Regions from separate parts of the Homo sapiens genome. Here region 2 is linked to region 1. Evidence: chromatin loops called from intact Hi-C (ENCODE). Cell type or tissue: GM12878. All regions are shown on one strand.

Region 1 (8,000 bases):
GGGAAAGGGAAGAGGGCAGTGACAAAGGGAAAAGGAAAGGGAGGAGAAAGGGAAGGAGGGAAAGGACATCAGAACATGAGCACCGGGGAAAGAACATCTTTGGCAAGATTAAGACTAGGCCCTGGACTCGGTGTGAACTCCCATAACCCAATCATACCCCAAGCACTGAAGCAGAGAAAACACTAGCCAACACTTTGGGAGGCCGAGGCAGGCAGATCACGAGGTCAGGAGATTAAGACCATCCTGGCTAACATGGTGAAACCCCGTCTCTACCAAAAATAAAAAATAAAAAACAAATTTAGCCTGGTGTAACATTAGCTGGCACACGGCTGTAGTCCCAGCTACTTGAGAGGCTGAGGCAGGAGAATTGCTTGAACCCAGGAGGCAGAGGTTGCAGTGAGCCGAGATTGCACCATTGTACTCCAGCCTGGGCAACAGAGCGACACTCTGTCTCCAAAAACGAAACAAAACAACAACAACAAAAACAAAAACACTAGCCGTGGCAGCTGCACATTATAAAGGAAGATTATGAAGACACTGGGCAAGTGAACACTGTAACACATATATTTTTTAATGGAGTTAACAACTCCCCTAAGATGTTCTCAATACCCTCTCTCCTGTTTTTTTTTCTCCTTTTCTTCTTCAAGGGCAGATGATGCAGTTCTTAAATTTCCTTTTCAGAAATGTTGGTTCCATTTCTCACCTCTCCTTTGCCTGGCTGGAACATAAAATGAAGCCCTTGGAGAGCATGACACCAGCTGGACCCTGCCCTCAGAGCCAGGCACTGAGAAAAAGCAGGTTAGCAGTGAAAGTCCAGAACAGTCCTTGCACTCGATTTCTGAATCCTCATCTGCCAGAGCCACTACTCTCCAAGATTCCCCTTAGCTCTGGGTCCACACTGGACCTACGATTTCCTCTCCCTAATACACACACACACAAACACACACACACACGCCAACTCAGCAGAGGCCGCCAGAAATAATCCTGTTCTCTGCAAGTTTCAAAAGAATTCCCAGTACAGCCACTCATATGATGACGGAGTGAGACTGTTAAAAACCGAATTTGATTATGGTTAAAAAACCCAAATACCATACAAAAATAGGGCTAGTGCACTGAATGTTTTCTCAGTGGGTTACATGCTTGGTTTGTCCATCTCTCTCTTCCTTTTCAAGTTGTCATTGAAGTTCCCCTTCACACCGTCCCCTTTCTCATTGGAAAGTAACAACTCGCCATTAACACTAGAGACGACAGCTCTTTCAGACAAATCAGATCAGTGTGTTCAAACCTGGACATACAAATGGTGACCCTGGAGCCAGTTCTTATGGTCAAGTATCTCAGTCTCTTACTAACCACTGAAGTCTGAGTTACTGCTGCTGTGTGGGCAAACCAATGCCCAACAGACAAGAGGCCAAATATCAGTGGAACTGACATGACCCAGGCTAGCAAGCAGCGGATGTGATTGCTTCCACAGGTAGCAGCTGTAGGTATGCACAGTGCAACATGCTGTGATTCTGAGAGCTGTGGGATTGGGCTTTGGGAATTCCACACCCTTGGGTTTTGGTATCTCACATCCAGACCCTCTTTTCAATGATCTGATTTTCTTTCTTTCTTTCTTTCTTTCTTTGGAGAGATGGGGTCTTGCTATGTTAACCAGGCTGGTCTTGAAATCCTGGCCTCAAGAAATCCTCCTTCCTTGGCCTCCCAAAGTGCTAGGATTCCAGGCATGAGCCACTGTGTGTAGCCAATGATCCGATTTTAAAACAAACACAATAAAGTAGCGGCCTTCAGCATTCAATCCTTGTCCATGTTGGAGCAACACTGAAATCCCTACTGAAACATAACCCCCTTTCTCTACTCTGCCCCCTACTTTGTAACTATTTTTTAGAGGGGGCAATGATTTTTTTCCTTCCTTCCTTCCTTTTTTTTTTTTTTTTTTTGAAAAGGTCTTGCTTCGTTGCTCAGACTGAAGTGCAGTGGCGTGATCTCGGCTTGCTGCAACCTGTGCCTCCTGGGCTCAAGTGATCCTCCCACCTCAGCCTCCCAGGTAGCTGGGACTACAGGTGCACGCCACCACACCCGGCTAATTTTTGTACTTTTTGTAGAGGTGGGGTTTTGCCATGTTGGCCAGGCTGGTCTTGAACAGGCCTCAGTGATCCACCCACTTGGCCTCCCGGTGCTGGGATTACAGGCATGAGCCACTGCAGCCAGCTTGGAAGGGGCAATGATTTAATGGCCCTTATTGGTTTTGCTCCAACATCATCAATGAACATCATAATGAAATGACAAATGATACAACAGAAAGTTCTCAATCCTTAATGATTTTGATCAGATATCTAGGAAGGTGCAGGTTTAGAAATTTGGTGTCTCGATATCAAAGGACATTTCAGTAAGAATAGAATTTCTCATATGACAAGAGAGGCGCTTAAAGACTGGGACGGAAATGAAAAATAAGGTTAAAAAAACCCTAAAACACTTATGCTGAAGAAATGAAGTGTTGAAGGAGTAATGTCACTTATTTACTCTCGCAACCCAGGTGTTTTTTTTTTGAGATGGAGTCTCACTCTGTCGCCCAGGCTGGAGGGCAATGTGCCAATCTCGGCTCACTGCAACCTCCGCCTCCCGGGTTCAAGCGATTCTCCTGCCTCAGCCTCCTGAGTAGCTGGGATTATAGGCGGCTGCCGCCATGCCTGGCTAATTTTTGTATTTTTAGTAGAGGCGGAGTTTCACCATGTTGGCCAGGCTGGTCTCGAACTCCTGACCTCAAATGATCCACCAGCCTCTACCTCCCAAAGTGCTGGGATTACAGGCGTGAGCCACTGCGCCCTGCCCACCTAGGGTTTTTGTAAGTGACAAATAACTGTGTTCTGTACAGCCTTCCCTTGTAAAAAGAAGTTCTAATAATGAACTTTTATCTTTAAATTTCAAGACTCACTCTTAAGAAAGGGAATGCCAAACGCTCCCACATTTCCATACCAACGAGCAAGGAAAACTCATGCGTGAGACCTACTCAGAGAGAACCAGTCCATGCGCCCCCTGCTGGCCCTCCTGCAGCACTGATCCAATAAAACCCCACAGGGTTTCATGAGGGATATTTATGCAAGAGTGATGTGTCAGAATGCAAAATGAGAACATTTGCATATAGTAGGCCCAGCCAGTAAGGGAATAGGTTAATTAGCCCAAGGCAGCACTAGGGAAGAAAAAGCAGCGGCATAAAAGTCCTTTCAAAGCCAAGTAAAATGTCAAACACATTCAGGAAGGGTCTATTAGCAATGCAAATGTAACATTGCCTGTACAATTGAATGCACAATACACAAAACTAGAAAACTCCTCTGAAGGTACTTCTTTAGGAAGCCAGCTTTCGTAAATTTGAAAAAGAATGCTGACTTGGTTCTCAGTAGTGCTCAGGTTTAATTATACTGTTTATTTGAGAGACATCGGCTTAGTCAGCCCTGAAGACTCACTGGACTGGTCTTCTGCGAAATGATTGCTAAGACATATTGGCCTTAACACACAAATCCAAATTTATTCTTCTGAAAACTTATCCATTGATAAACAGCATCTTTTCCAGAGATTGCCAATGAGAAATCAAGGACACAATGATTAAGACAGCAGTTGCAGCGAGCTGGGGCCAAACCGATAAAAGTTTCCACCCATCCTCCTCCTACATTTAGGGCTATTTACCAGTGCAGCACGGAGCAGACAGGGCTCTCTAACGCTGAGGTATGTGTCCCTTCTCTGGGCCCCGTAAGCTTTCAGTACTGATAAGGGGAAACCCACGGGTAGAGATTGGGTCTTGCTGTATTTTCAATGAACCACCAGAGGGCGCCCCAGGATGGCACCACATTCCTGGTCTATCGGGTGATCATGGGACTAAACAACAAAGAAGTAACTTATGAAGGTGGAAAAGTAGATTTGGAAAATAAGGAAGAGAGAAAAAGAAACGAAAGAAGAAAAAAGAAAAAAGGAGAGTGGGATTTCTGCTCTTAGAGTCTCTAGTTGCAGACAACTGGCCTCTGTGTCCTGAATTGCCCTCCCAGGGGACCCCCGAGGAGTTTATCTCTGGAAGCACCTGCCACAACAAAAAGATTTCTTCCAAACATGGGGCCATGCACAATTATATCAATGCCAAATTACCAGAGAGCCACATATGCAGATCGCACTGTTTAAACATTCCTATTGGAAAAGGGAAATTGGAGGGAGAGTTAATAGATGAATCAAGACAAATGTATTTAGAGTTTGCTACCCATGGTTTGCCTGATAATCACTGTTCTGAATACATTCATCTTAAGCCGCTTTAGAGCTACATTAACTATCTCTCTATCATAATTTCTAAATTTAGCCCAGTGGTATAAGGCTTTGCTAGTCGAAGTGTGGTCCTCCGACCCGTGACATCAGCATCCTCTGCAAGTTTGCTGGAAATGCAGACTCTCAGGCCCCACCCAGTCCTGCATTTTAACAAGATATCCAGATGATTCTATGCACAGTAAGGTTTGAGAAACCCTAGCAGCTATCCGATTAAATTTTCTACTGCTAAACTCTTAAGCAAATTAAACATCTCTAGCCTCTTCCTAATGGAGCAGGCACTGGGAAACCAAACTAGGTGTTGTACGTAAACACAGAGTTGATGGAGCCTCGGAGATAAACATCTAATATTTAGGTGATGCTCCACTGCTTCCTCTGGGGTCATCTAAACCTAATACGGCTGCAAATAACAAATGCTGCTTTTCTTCTGGTTCTTTACACAACTGCAGAGAAATATACTTTAAAAAGGCTATTATCATAAATTTTATACACAACTCAATCATTCCCAGGAAGAAAAATGAAATTTAACAAAGGAAGCTCCACACTTCTTTCTTTGCTATAATTTCATTTCGAGAAATTTTTTGCTATTACCATGGATTCAGACTGCTTGGGAAGTGATAGGAAAATGAGATGCTTCTGTGCTAGGGATGTGGGGAATATATGCCCACTGACTGCAAGTCCAGTAAATAGCAGCCAACTGCTCAGAATGGAAGATGCTCTTAGAATTTGATATATAAACTCCTAAAAATACATCTTAAACCTAGGGCAAGAAAATGGGTTGCTTTTCCTACACCCCCAATCCTGTGCTTCTCAGTTTGAATGAACCCATGGCTGCCTGGCCTGTATATCTATGGACAAACAGGGCACGGTTTCAGCTTTAAAGAAGAGGAAGAGCAGGCTGATGAGCTTGTGCCAGGACTGGAAAAACTACGTATGCAAACACTGAAGAGGGCAGAATACCTGGGTGTGAGGACAGAGGTTACTTGGGCATGTCAAGGATTCTCAAAGTGCTGACTCACCAATCTCCTTCCAGCTTTATTACATCACTAAACTGGAAGGCCTGTGTGGTGCACTGGCAGAAAGCACTTCATTTTGGCCAAGCATTAAAAACAGGTCCAAACCCGACATGCTTGGAGTATCTAGAATGGAGAAAGGTGGATTGGATGATAGCTATAATTAGATGCCTTTATGGTTGACTGAACAGGCATGCCCCCAAAGTGGATCACACATTCATTCATCAAACACTCATTCCGTTTCTAGTATGTATGACGGGGACCTCAATTGTTCAATGTCAGTGTGAAGCAAATGGTATGCCAGAACTCTATTTTTAGTTCTGTTCTATTCAATACTAATACAGTGTTTTGGTTATCATATTTCGAAGTAACAGAAGGCTAGAAGGGATATATGTTGCGAATAAGATTCAAATATATCTTAAGAAGCCGGAAGTGATGGTACCAAACCAGGAAAATTAAGATCAATGAGAATAAATGTAAATGCCTGCCCTTGGTTTCAACAGCTCAATTAGCCTACTAGCAGGGTTGAAGAGATCTGGTTTAATAATGGTTTCAATGAAAGAGCCCAGAAAGTTTTTGTTTGACTATACACTCAATATGAACAACCATTTGGTAGGGTTCTTAAAAAGTATAGTAATTATAACCTTCATTAAAAAAAATATAATGTTCAGGCTGGGTTCAGTGGCTCACACCTGTAATCCCAGCACTTTGGGAGCCCAGGAGCTCAAGGCCAGCCTGGACAACATATCGAGATCCTGTCTCTACAAAAAATAAAAAAAATTAGCTAGGCATGGTGGTTTGCATCTGTGGTCCTAGCTACCCAGGAGGCTAAGGCAGGAGGATTGCTTGAGCCCAGGAGGTTGAGGCTGCAGTGAGCCATGATTGCTCCACTGCACTCCAGCCTAGGTGATAAAGCAAGACCCTGTCTCAAGAAAAGAGAAAGAAAACAATGTTCAGAATAAGGGAATAAATACTGCAACCATAGATGGCACGGGTAAAGCCACAGTTGAAATCCTGCTGCAAAGGCACGTGGGAAGGATGGGGCATGTCTAGGGGGAGTGATCAGTTGCGCAAGAGGTCTGGAGGCAAGCAGATGAGTAACAGCTGAGACAACTGGGAATGAGTGCCCTGGGGAAGAACAGAAAAAGCTGCAGCATTAGGAAGCAATGAGAATGGTTAAAAATGGACTGGGCTGCCTCATGAGTCAGGGATCTCTGGGTCACCCCAAGGGTCAGGATAGAAACTCAGGGATATGGGGTAGGGGTCCCTGCCCTGGTTGGGTGTTCGAACTACTTACTCTACATTTTTTTGCCATTAGGAACATTCTGAGACTGTGATTCCACTCTGTGTCAAGGTGGCTGGCTTGTCATCCCAGTCTACTGTCACAATTTCTTCTTGCTGTGTCCTCAGTGGAAACTGACTATTGACCTTCTCTTCCATGTCTATCTAAGCGTGGAGCTTCATGGGGCAGGCCTCTTGGCCCAAAATGAGGAGGCTCCTGAAGGGGACTGAAGGCCCTGTCTAGAGACATCCAGGCCAGAAACCACCAGAGAGGCGAGCTGGGACCTGGCACAACTTTGTAGAAGATGCTGTCTGAGAGCCTCGCCCCAACGCGCTCGGGTTTCCCTTCTCGGCTCTGCACCCCTGGGACATGGGATCTTGCTCTTCACGGAAGTGTAGTGAGTGAGAAGAGAAAAAGCAAGAAATGAAAGCTCGTAATCCAAGCTAGAAGGAGTCCACACGAGGGCCTAAGGACATAAAAAATAAATAATTTTATGTATCTTAATTTTTATCATGAATAAGGAAGGACAGTGGGTTGAATGGTAGATCCCTAAAAGTTATGCCCACTCAGAACCTGGGAATGGCTTTATTTGGAAAAAGGGTCTTTGCAGATGTAATTATGGATTTGGAAATGAGATCATGCTGGATGATCCAGGTGGGCCCTCAATTCAAAGACAAATGTCCTTATAAGAGAAAGGCAGAGAAAGATGTGAGATGTACAGAGGCAAAGGCCCTGTGGAGGCAGAGGCAGAGAGACTGGAATGACGCAGTCCCAAGCCAAGGATCACCCGAAGCTACTAGAAGCAGCAAGAAGCAAGGAAAGATTATCCCCTAGAGCCTATGAAGGGAACATGGCTCCACCAGCACCTTAATTTTAGACTTCAAGCCTCCAGGAGTGTTAGAGAATACTTTTCTGTTGTTTTAAGCCACGATATGTTTTGGTAATTTATTATGGCAGCCCTAAGAAACCAATCCAAATATCTTCCATTTATTGATTACTTATTATACATGCCAAGAACCTTACTTAAATATCTCATTTACTCTTCATAACAAATTTGTGAGGTTTGTATTATTATCTCCATTTTCCAGATAAGGACACTGAGGTTTTCCCAAGGCCATACAGTCAGAGGTAGAACTAGCACTGGAAATCACTTTCTTAGTCTACCCAACCATGATGCGGGTTACACTCACCTCCTGGCTATGGCGATGGCAGCCTCATAGCAAATATGCCTATTTATTTTTCATGTAGAAAAGGGACAGAATGCACAGGGATAAGTAGGGGAAAAGATGTCTAGGGGACCTCTGCACCATGTTGACTAATCAAGAACTGCAGCTGGTGAGACGTTCAGTAAGGAAGAGACTGATCAGTGACCAAGGAAGAGAGGTCAGGATGTTTGTATTTCC
Region 2 (8,000 bases), 630 kb after region 1:
CAGTTCTATCATGTTCTAGGAGGTGGTCTCCAAGGGTCAGTGGAGAGCAGACTCTTCAGCCCTTCCACAATTTTTTCTGCACCTAGTTTACTAAAGCAATCTTTCCCCAAACTAAACAGCATGGTTTCTCTTTCCTGCACCGAACTCATGTAATGCCTTACTTGGATTATTTGACTCTTAGTAATTTCCTTTCTTTCTGTGTGGTTGAATTCCAGACAGGAAGGAATCATATTTATTTATCTTATCTGCCCCCCATAATTTCTATCCAGTGTTATACTCACAGTGTGAAATCAGGAAAGCAGTTTGATTAGTGTGTATTTGGCACTGAGTAAAAACTTTCCTGATGAATAAAAAGCTTAAAAGAAGGGATAAAAAACAAAATAGAGACAATCCTCTTCTCTGGTTCTCCCTCATCTTCAGTGTGGGTCTGCACATCTGAGCTAGGAGTAAGAAATTGACTCTAGTAGAAGCTCTTGTGAGACTTCCTTATCAGCGAGCTCAATCATACTCCCCATCCCAGGTAAATGGCTACGTAATGTATCCAGAACACCTTCTTGCTGAAATAATCTCAGTCGGGCATTTGGCTCTAGATCCCTATTTGCTGATGACCCTCAGGTTTGCATGTTCAGACCCAGCCCCTCTCTGAACTTCAAATTTGTATAGACAAGTGCCTATGTGATATTTCCATTTGGATGTCTAATATTCATATTAAATGTATCATGTGCAAAACCAAACCCTTCTTTCCCTAGCCCAGTCTACTTCTTTCATTTTCTTTGCTTCTTAGTAAATGCCACCACCACCCACTCATGTATAAAACCTGCAAAATAACCATTAATTTCTTCCTTTCCTTCAACCTCCACTGTTAGACTATCAGCAATTCTGTGTTTTAACTTGAAAGTTGATCTAAAATCCATCCGCTTCACTCTATCACCTCCATGTCCAGCTTGGTTCAAGCCATTATCATCTCTCATTTCCTAGATGGTTTCACTGTTTCCAGTCTTTCTCCCACATTTTAAAACATAAATTGGATCACGACTCTGCTCTGCATAGATCAAGACCAATAGCTTCTCATCAGGATAAGATCTATACACCTTACCCCAGTGAACAAGGCCCTACGTGATGTGGCCACTGCCTCGTTCTCCAAACTCATGCTATACCATTCTCCTTTTGCTATGGTTGGAATATTTTGTCCCCTCCAAATTCATGTGTTGGAAGCTTAATTCCCAGTACAACAGGGTTAGGAGGTGGGACCTAATGGGAGATGTTGAGGTCATGAGGATTCGGCCCTCACAAATGGATTAATGCCATTATAAAAAAGAGTTTATGGGTTTGCTCTCTTCTGGTCGTCAGCCACATGAAGAACAGTGTTCCTCCTCCCTGAAGGATTCAATGTTTAAGGAACCATCTTGGAAGCAGAGACATGCTCTCACCAGACACCAAACCTGCTGGTGCCTTCATCTTGGACTTTCCAGCTTCCAGAACTGTAAGAAATAAATTTTAGTTCTTTATAAATTATCCAGTCTGTTGAATTCTGTTACAGCAGAATACTACAGGACAAAGACGCCCCTTTTTCATTATACTCTGTCCCTAGGCCTTCTTTCTGTCCTTGAATTGCCCAAGTTCATTCTCACCCCAGGGTCCCTTCCACTTTCTGTACCTGTGCACTGGCTGCCTGTCTGCATGTCTAGTTCTTGTCATCTTCCAGATCTTAGCTCACACGTCATTTTCCAGACATGTTTTGCTTGATCATCCCATCTTAAGTAAGATTAACAGTGTGGCCCTCCAAGTCACCCTGTTAATTTCCTTTATTGCATCCAACACTATCTGAACTACCTCATCTGCTTCCCTGCTCCTTTTTTGCCTGTGCCCACATACCAGAATGTAACCCTCATTAGGGCAGGACAGAGGATTTGCCTCGCTGCTACATCCCAGCACCTGAAACAATGCTTGGCACATAACAGGCTCTCAGGAAATATTTGTTGAATTAATGAATCGTTGAATATGTTCTCACCCAAGTTTTTTAGACTTGTTTTAAAGAGTGGGAGGATAAAGTGAAATAAGTAGCTCTAAGACAATTATCAACTTCACTCTATAGGAAAGGAGAGAGCCTTGCTGAACTGAAAGTGACATTGTCGTTGCTTAGGTATGAAATTGACACTATTTCTGAAAAAGTTCTTTGGTGTTCTTTATTTCAGACACAGCCAGGCCTGGAAAATAGGGGATTCACTGTGTGTTTTGTGCAGAATGGATAACAAAATTAATAATAACATTAGTGATAACAGCTTATATTTACGTAAGTGTTTGCTGTGCATTGGGTACTGTTCTAAGCATTTTAATCCTGATAGTAACCCTTGCTTAGGTACTGTTATTAGTCTCCTTTTAACAGATGTGTAAACTGAGGCTCGGAGAGTTTAAGCCATGGCTAGTCAATGTCAGAACTCTGATTCTCACTTTGGGAGTCCGGCTCCCCAGACGCTGTGCTGCCTCTACTAATAAATACATCTTTTTGATCATGGTGCAAGTGACTGGTGAAATCGATGGGCAAATTCGACTTTCCTTTAAGGTTTGCCAGTAGGTCTGAATGCTCCTTAGAGACCGTCTTGAAACGTGTTAGCCAGCCCAGAAAGCCTGTGCTTGGGGCTTTGGAGTCCAGGGCTTCCAGGCAGAGCTCTATGCTACCTTCCTTCCCAGTCTCTGGACACCTATTTGAATCTCTCTGACTGACACATTTCCTTGCTAAACCTTTACAATCACTCAGACTCAACCAGTGTCGGCATTCTGGTCTGCCATGCCAACGTGACACCATGCTGGGTACTTGGGCATGCGTGGTTGGTATTACCTTAGGTACCTACATTTTTTGCTCTCCCACCTTCCTGTGGCATCTATCCCATTTTTGGAATTAGTGTGCTCCCTTCATGTTGCTGCTTTGGATTCATCAAATCTCTGAAATAACACCTGGCCACTACCTCTACTTTAAGGCTGGCTCATTCGAGAAGGCCTGTTTTAAAAGGTCAGTGTTGTTATTAGTGGAGAACAGCAGTAGCAAAAGCAGAACAGAGTCGGAGTATCAGTGCTCTGGTCAGAAACTCCCTGGGGATCGGAGCAGAAGAAAGAGCATGGAACCCTTTCTTGGCACATTGCTGGACCATGGACTTGATGCAATAATCTGTAAAAGCACACCCATAATACATGCAGTAGTCACAGATTTCTTCTCCCTCCTGCTGGAATACTGAGTTGGGAAAATCTTCCGAGCCTGAGCTGGCATGTTGCTAGCGAGGCAGAGATTTCAGGTGAGAAGTAAATGTGCAGAGCGGATGCAGTGACCTTTCTTATTTGCAGTGTTTTCATTCTGCAGCTTGCACGGCAGGGACCCTGACATCAGAGGCTCTGATGGCCCGAGGCTGTGTTGGAGAGGAGATAAATTAGCCTGCCCTACTTCCAGAGGCTCGAGTAATCTACGTGCAGCACGGAACCTGGGCAGGGCAAGATGTGTGTGGATGAGCGACCTCTCGTGGCTGGTAGTGGGAGCTGCATCGCCTGTTCCGACCGGCTGGAGGAAAGTAGAGGGGACCCTGGGTCACACCATGGTCTGTGTACCCAGTCCGGTCCTGGGTGTTAGGGAGGATTCAAAGGAATTACACACAGGCAAATCTAAGGAGCTTATCCTCTGACCTGGGGAAATAAAAGGAACATACGGTTTCTCTATCGACTTGAGGTCATACGAGTTTCCTAGAAGGGAGAGACCCACACGGATCAGAGTAATCCAGGAAGCTGAGCCTAGAAGGATGATTGGACTTCAGATAAAAAGAGGGAGGGCATTCTGGGATAGGAGAAGAGCACAAACAAATCAGGCAGGAAGAAAAACCTTGATGACATAGAACAAAGATTTTGAATGAAAAAAAAAAATGTTGAATAGTTTGGGGTTTATAGATGCAACTGAAAACCAAGCGATGTGGTAGGGAAACCAGGAATAGAAGGTCCTGCCCTCATAAGCCTTCGTAAAAGACCTCCTCAGGTCTCCGCTGCAGAAAAATAGCCTCACCACGCAGCCTGGGCTGCTCTTTCTGCCCCAGCGTTTGGTGCGTTGTGGACCTATCATGACAAAATCAGGGTTGCAAGCTCAAATGCCACCGGGGCCTAACAGTTAACGTGAATGCATAAAACAGACTGGGTGGGGGATTCTGGCATTTCCGAGATGTCGACTTCAATTTTAAATTTTTCGGTGACATTTAGACAGCCTAGAGTCATGACTAGGATTGGAAGTAGTGGAGGCTGTAACAAAAATAGGAGGGCTTGGGCCTCTTTACAATAGGCAGCAATGACTCAGCTCTGGCCGGTGCTACCGTCAGGGATATTGCCAAGTATTCCAGGTATTCAGTAGAAGCATATACATTATGTAAAATGTAATGGAAAATCTCCCCATGTTTAAATGTTGGATCGACTTTTTTTTTTTTTTTTTTTTGAGACAGAGTTTCACTCCTGTTGCCCAGGCTGGAGTGCAATGGCAAGATCTTGGGTCACTGCAACCTCCGCCTCCCAGTTCAAGCAATTCTCCTGCCTCAGCCTTCCAAGTAGCTGGGATTACAGGCGCCCATCACCACATCTGGCTAATTTTTGTGTTTTTAGTAGATAACGGGGTTTCACCAAGTTGGCCAGGCTGGTCTTGAACTCCTGACCTCAGGTGATCTGCCCACCTCGGCCTCCCAAAGTGCTGGAATTACAGGCATAAGCCACCGCGCCCGGCCTGGATCAACTTTTGAAAACATAGTATGGATCAGAAAAACCATTTGGCCTGCAAATTGTCACTTTATAAATGGGGATTTGGATTAATCAGGTTTATTCTGGAAAAGAAAATTTTAAAACACTGAATTAAGTAGATTCTTATGTTTGGAGGAGAGCTATGGATGCTGGTGGCTGCTTTCATTTCTTTTTGGTGAGAGCCGAAAGTGTTTTTTCTCTGATGGGTTCCTTGAAAAGGGCTCGGGCTGAGGTCAGGAGCCTTTTGCTCCTGTTGTCTCTCTGCCTCTTGTTAGCAAGTTGGGGTAACTTTTCTGAGTTTCTGTTTACTCATCAGTGAAATTGGCAATCTAATTCCAGGTCCTTTTAGCTCAAACATTCTGACTCCTAAGGCACCATCTAGATCTAAAATGCCACAATTCTTATTCCGAGCTGGAAGCACATGTGCTTTCCAGCTGACCTCACCTTACCTTATGCTCAGAGAGAGTTGCATTTTGTGTGCTAGCCTCCTGTGATCCTTCAAGAAAGGCAGTGTAATGTAGCAAAGTCATCGTCAACCTTGGCCACACATTGGAATAAACTGGAGAGTTCTGCAACAAACCCAATGTCAGGCCCCATTCTGAACCACCCAGACAAAGGGAAGTGGCCTCTGGGGATGGGCCCCAGGCATGGAGCTGTTTTCATGACTCCCTCAGTGAGTGTCATGGGCAGCCAGGATTGTGAATCAATGGTGTGGGCAGAAGTAGGCATTTGACCCGGTCTCTGGAATCTGAAAAAGCTGAGCAGCAGCAATGCACATTGGAATCTGAGGCAAAAGGGAAAATGTGGCCTCCTATACACACTTATCAAAACATCCACCCCTATTCTGAACAAAATGGAAAAAGTTAATAAAATCTCTACAATCAGAAATCAATGACTATATATAAAGCCTGTGTTGCCCAATCTGTTCATGCACTATTGTCAACACTCATCAACCTGGCTGGGTACTCCATATCCATGTGATGCCATGGAGCCGTGGACTCATCAGACAGGCTGATTCCCATTGCACAATAATACAGCGTCATAAATCAAGCCAAGGACAGCAGCCTGTCGTCTTTACTTAAAATGATGAAAGTTTGCTCATTATGGGTATTCTTGCATTCATCTTAATTTTTTCAAATACTGAATTCAGATATTATTTATCTTGATTACTAAATGTTTTGCTGCTCTCTTCAATTTTACACCCACATTGAGTAACTCACTCATCCCTCCCTAATCCTGGGTTCAAATGCTGTCTCTGCCTGGGTAAGTTACTTAGCCAGTCTAAGCCTCCACTTACTCTTGCATAAGAGGCAATCTTAACCTCTTTTATAGAGTTGTGAAGATTAAATGAGGTAATGTAGTAAAGAGCTTAGCACCAACTGGGAGCTCTCGAATACACTAATATGTGTTGGCTAATGTTACATACAAAGATTATGTAATACTATGGTTATCATAGGTGCGATTTGTCTGTTTATTCCAAGACAGCTGGCTCACCTGGGGTTTCCCAGTTCTCTGTGGTTATAGAATTGGGGGTGTCTCAACATCATAAACTGTCTCCAGCCAGTGCCATCTAGATTAGTGGCATTCAAGCTCTTCCACACAAACCCCCAAATCCAAAAACAACCAGTTATTATTCATAGCCAAACCATGACTATATAAATTGACTAAAAGGCATAATTATTTTAATCTATTCTATATATTTGGCTCTGTGCAAATTTAATTTTAAAAGAAACGTAATCAATTTGAAGAAAAAGTTACATATACTTAAAATGTTTGAAGACTACACTTCTGGATCGTGTTTTCAAAGTTTAATGTCCCGAAGATTCAGCTGGTGGCCTTGTTACATGTAGATTCTGATTCAGTAGGTGGGTGGTGAGGCCTGAGCCTCTGCATTTGGAGCAAGCTCTCAAGTAGGACTGGCTACATAATTTGTGGAGCCCAGTGCAAAATACAGGACTCCTTGTTCAAAAATCATTAACAATTCCAAGATGGCGATGACAAAGCACTAAAGCAAGTGGTTAGTGGTTTAGTGGTTTCTCAAATCAACAGGAAAAATACAGAAACGCCAATAGAAATTGGACAAAAAGTATAAACTATAATTTTATGAAAACGCAGAGCTGGGCAAAGTAGCTCACACCTGTAATCCCAGCACTTTAGGAGGCCAAGACAGGCAGATCGCTTGAGCCCCAGAGTTCAAGACCAGGCTGGGCAACAGTCTCAAACAGTTCCTGAGCGCAAAGCCCTACACCTCTGCTCAGGTCATGTGCCAGGAAGCCAGTGCTGCTCTCAGGCAATGCTGATGTTGCTGGTTCAAGGCATACTTTGAGTAGCGAGAGTCAAAACATCATTGTCCAAGAGAACTTTTTGTGATCACGGAAATATGTTCTATCTGTGCTGTTCAGTACAGTAGCCACTTAACCACATGGGGCTATTGAGCACTTGAAATGAAGCTGGTGTGACTGCAACGAACGTTTTATTGAATTTTAATTAAATTTAAATGGCCCCATGTATCTGGTGGCTGCTGTAGCAGACAGCACTATTTGGACGTCAACTTTGTCCAGCAGGACAGCTTCTTACTTTAGCAAATTGTCAGTTTCCAAGTTGACTACAGAGCATTACAGTCAAGGGGGGTCAGACCAGATCCTTTTCTTTATGTTTTAATACATCTATTTAAACTTAAAAAAAAATCTGACAGGTAGTAAATGCTACTCCAAATAGTCTCATGGAAAAGACATGGCCCAAGCTGGCAGATAATAATTTTTCACATGTACTAAATATATATATATATATATATATATATATATATATATATATATATATATATTTCTAATTTACTGTAGAAAATATTGGCAATTCATATGTTAAAAGTTTCTTGTCTCCTCTCATAAGAAATGATTGACAGCCTTTAAGTGCTGTCTGTGTCTCTTAAAACAAAAGTGACTGACATTCTTCAAGCAGACACACTTTTCTGCAGCCTTGGATGTGACTTGCTCTCCCTAATGTGAAGGTGGTTTTCAAGCATCCTTGCTGCTTCTTAGGCTTTTAACCCTCTGTGGTCAGACGCCTTGTGGCTGGTAGTTAGAATGAGCCTGTACAGGGAGGCAAGACCCGCCTGAGTGCCACCAGGCCTGCTATGATGAAACAAAGAGGTACTTCAATTCTGAAGGATTTTTTTTTTTAATTTGGGCTGAGTGAAATCTCCAAATTACTAATCTCCAGAGGGGTTTTCTGATTTCCAAACT

The links. Hi-C counts contacts between places; a loop is a spot of excess contacts. Peaks named below come from ENCODE experiments on the same cell type or tissue, not always from the same donor. Only the 100,000 strongest peaks of a DNase experiment are listed, where the experiment ranks them.
Region 2: a loop joins it to region 1, with 5 times the contacts of the local background. A loop is called at or near these places in 45 of 110 quality-filtered maps.

The regions. Positions count from the first base shown.
Region 1 is chr6:16,328,473-16,336,472 of GRCh38, forward strand. All of the region lies in intron 6 of ATXN1 (ataxin 1), which reads right to left. Among named protein-coding and RNA genes, the nearest start is that of GMPR, 94 kb to the left of the region's middle. RefSeq lists an enhancer at 3,626-3,920 and a silencer at 3,626-3,920. In GM12878, CTCF peaks have their summits at 3,036 (motif pointing left) and 3,815 (motif pointing right); DNase peaks (open chromatin) are centred at 3,053 and 3,809; H3K27ac peaks cover 632 bases.
Region 2 is chr6:16,961,566-16,969,565 of GRCh38, forward strand. No RefSeq gene overlaps it. Among named protein-coding and RNA genes, the nearest start is that of STMND1, 140 kb to the right of the region's middle. In GM12878, a CTCF peak has its summit at 3,510 (motif pointing left); a DNase peak (open chromatin) is centred at 3,476.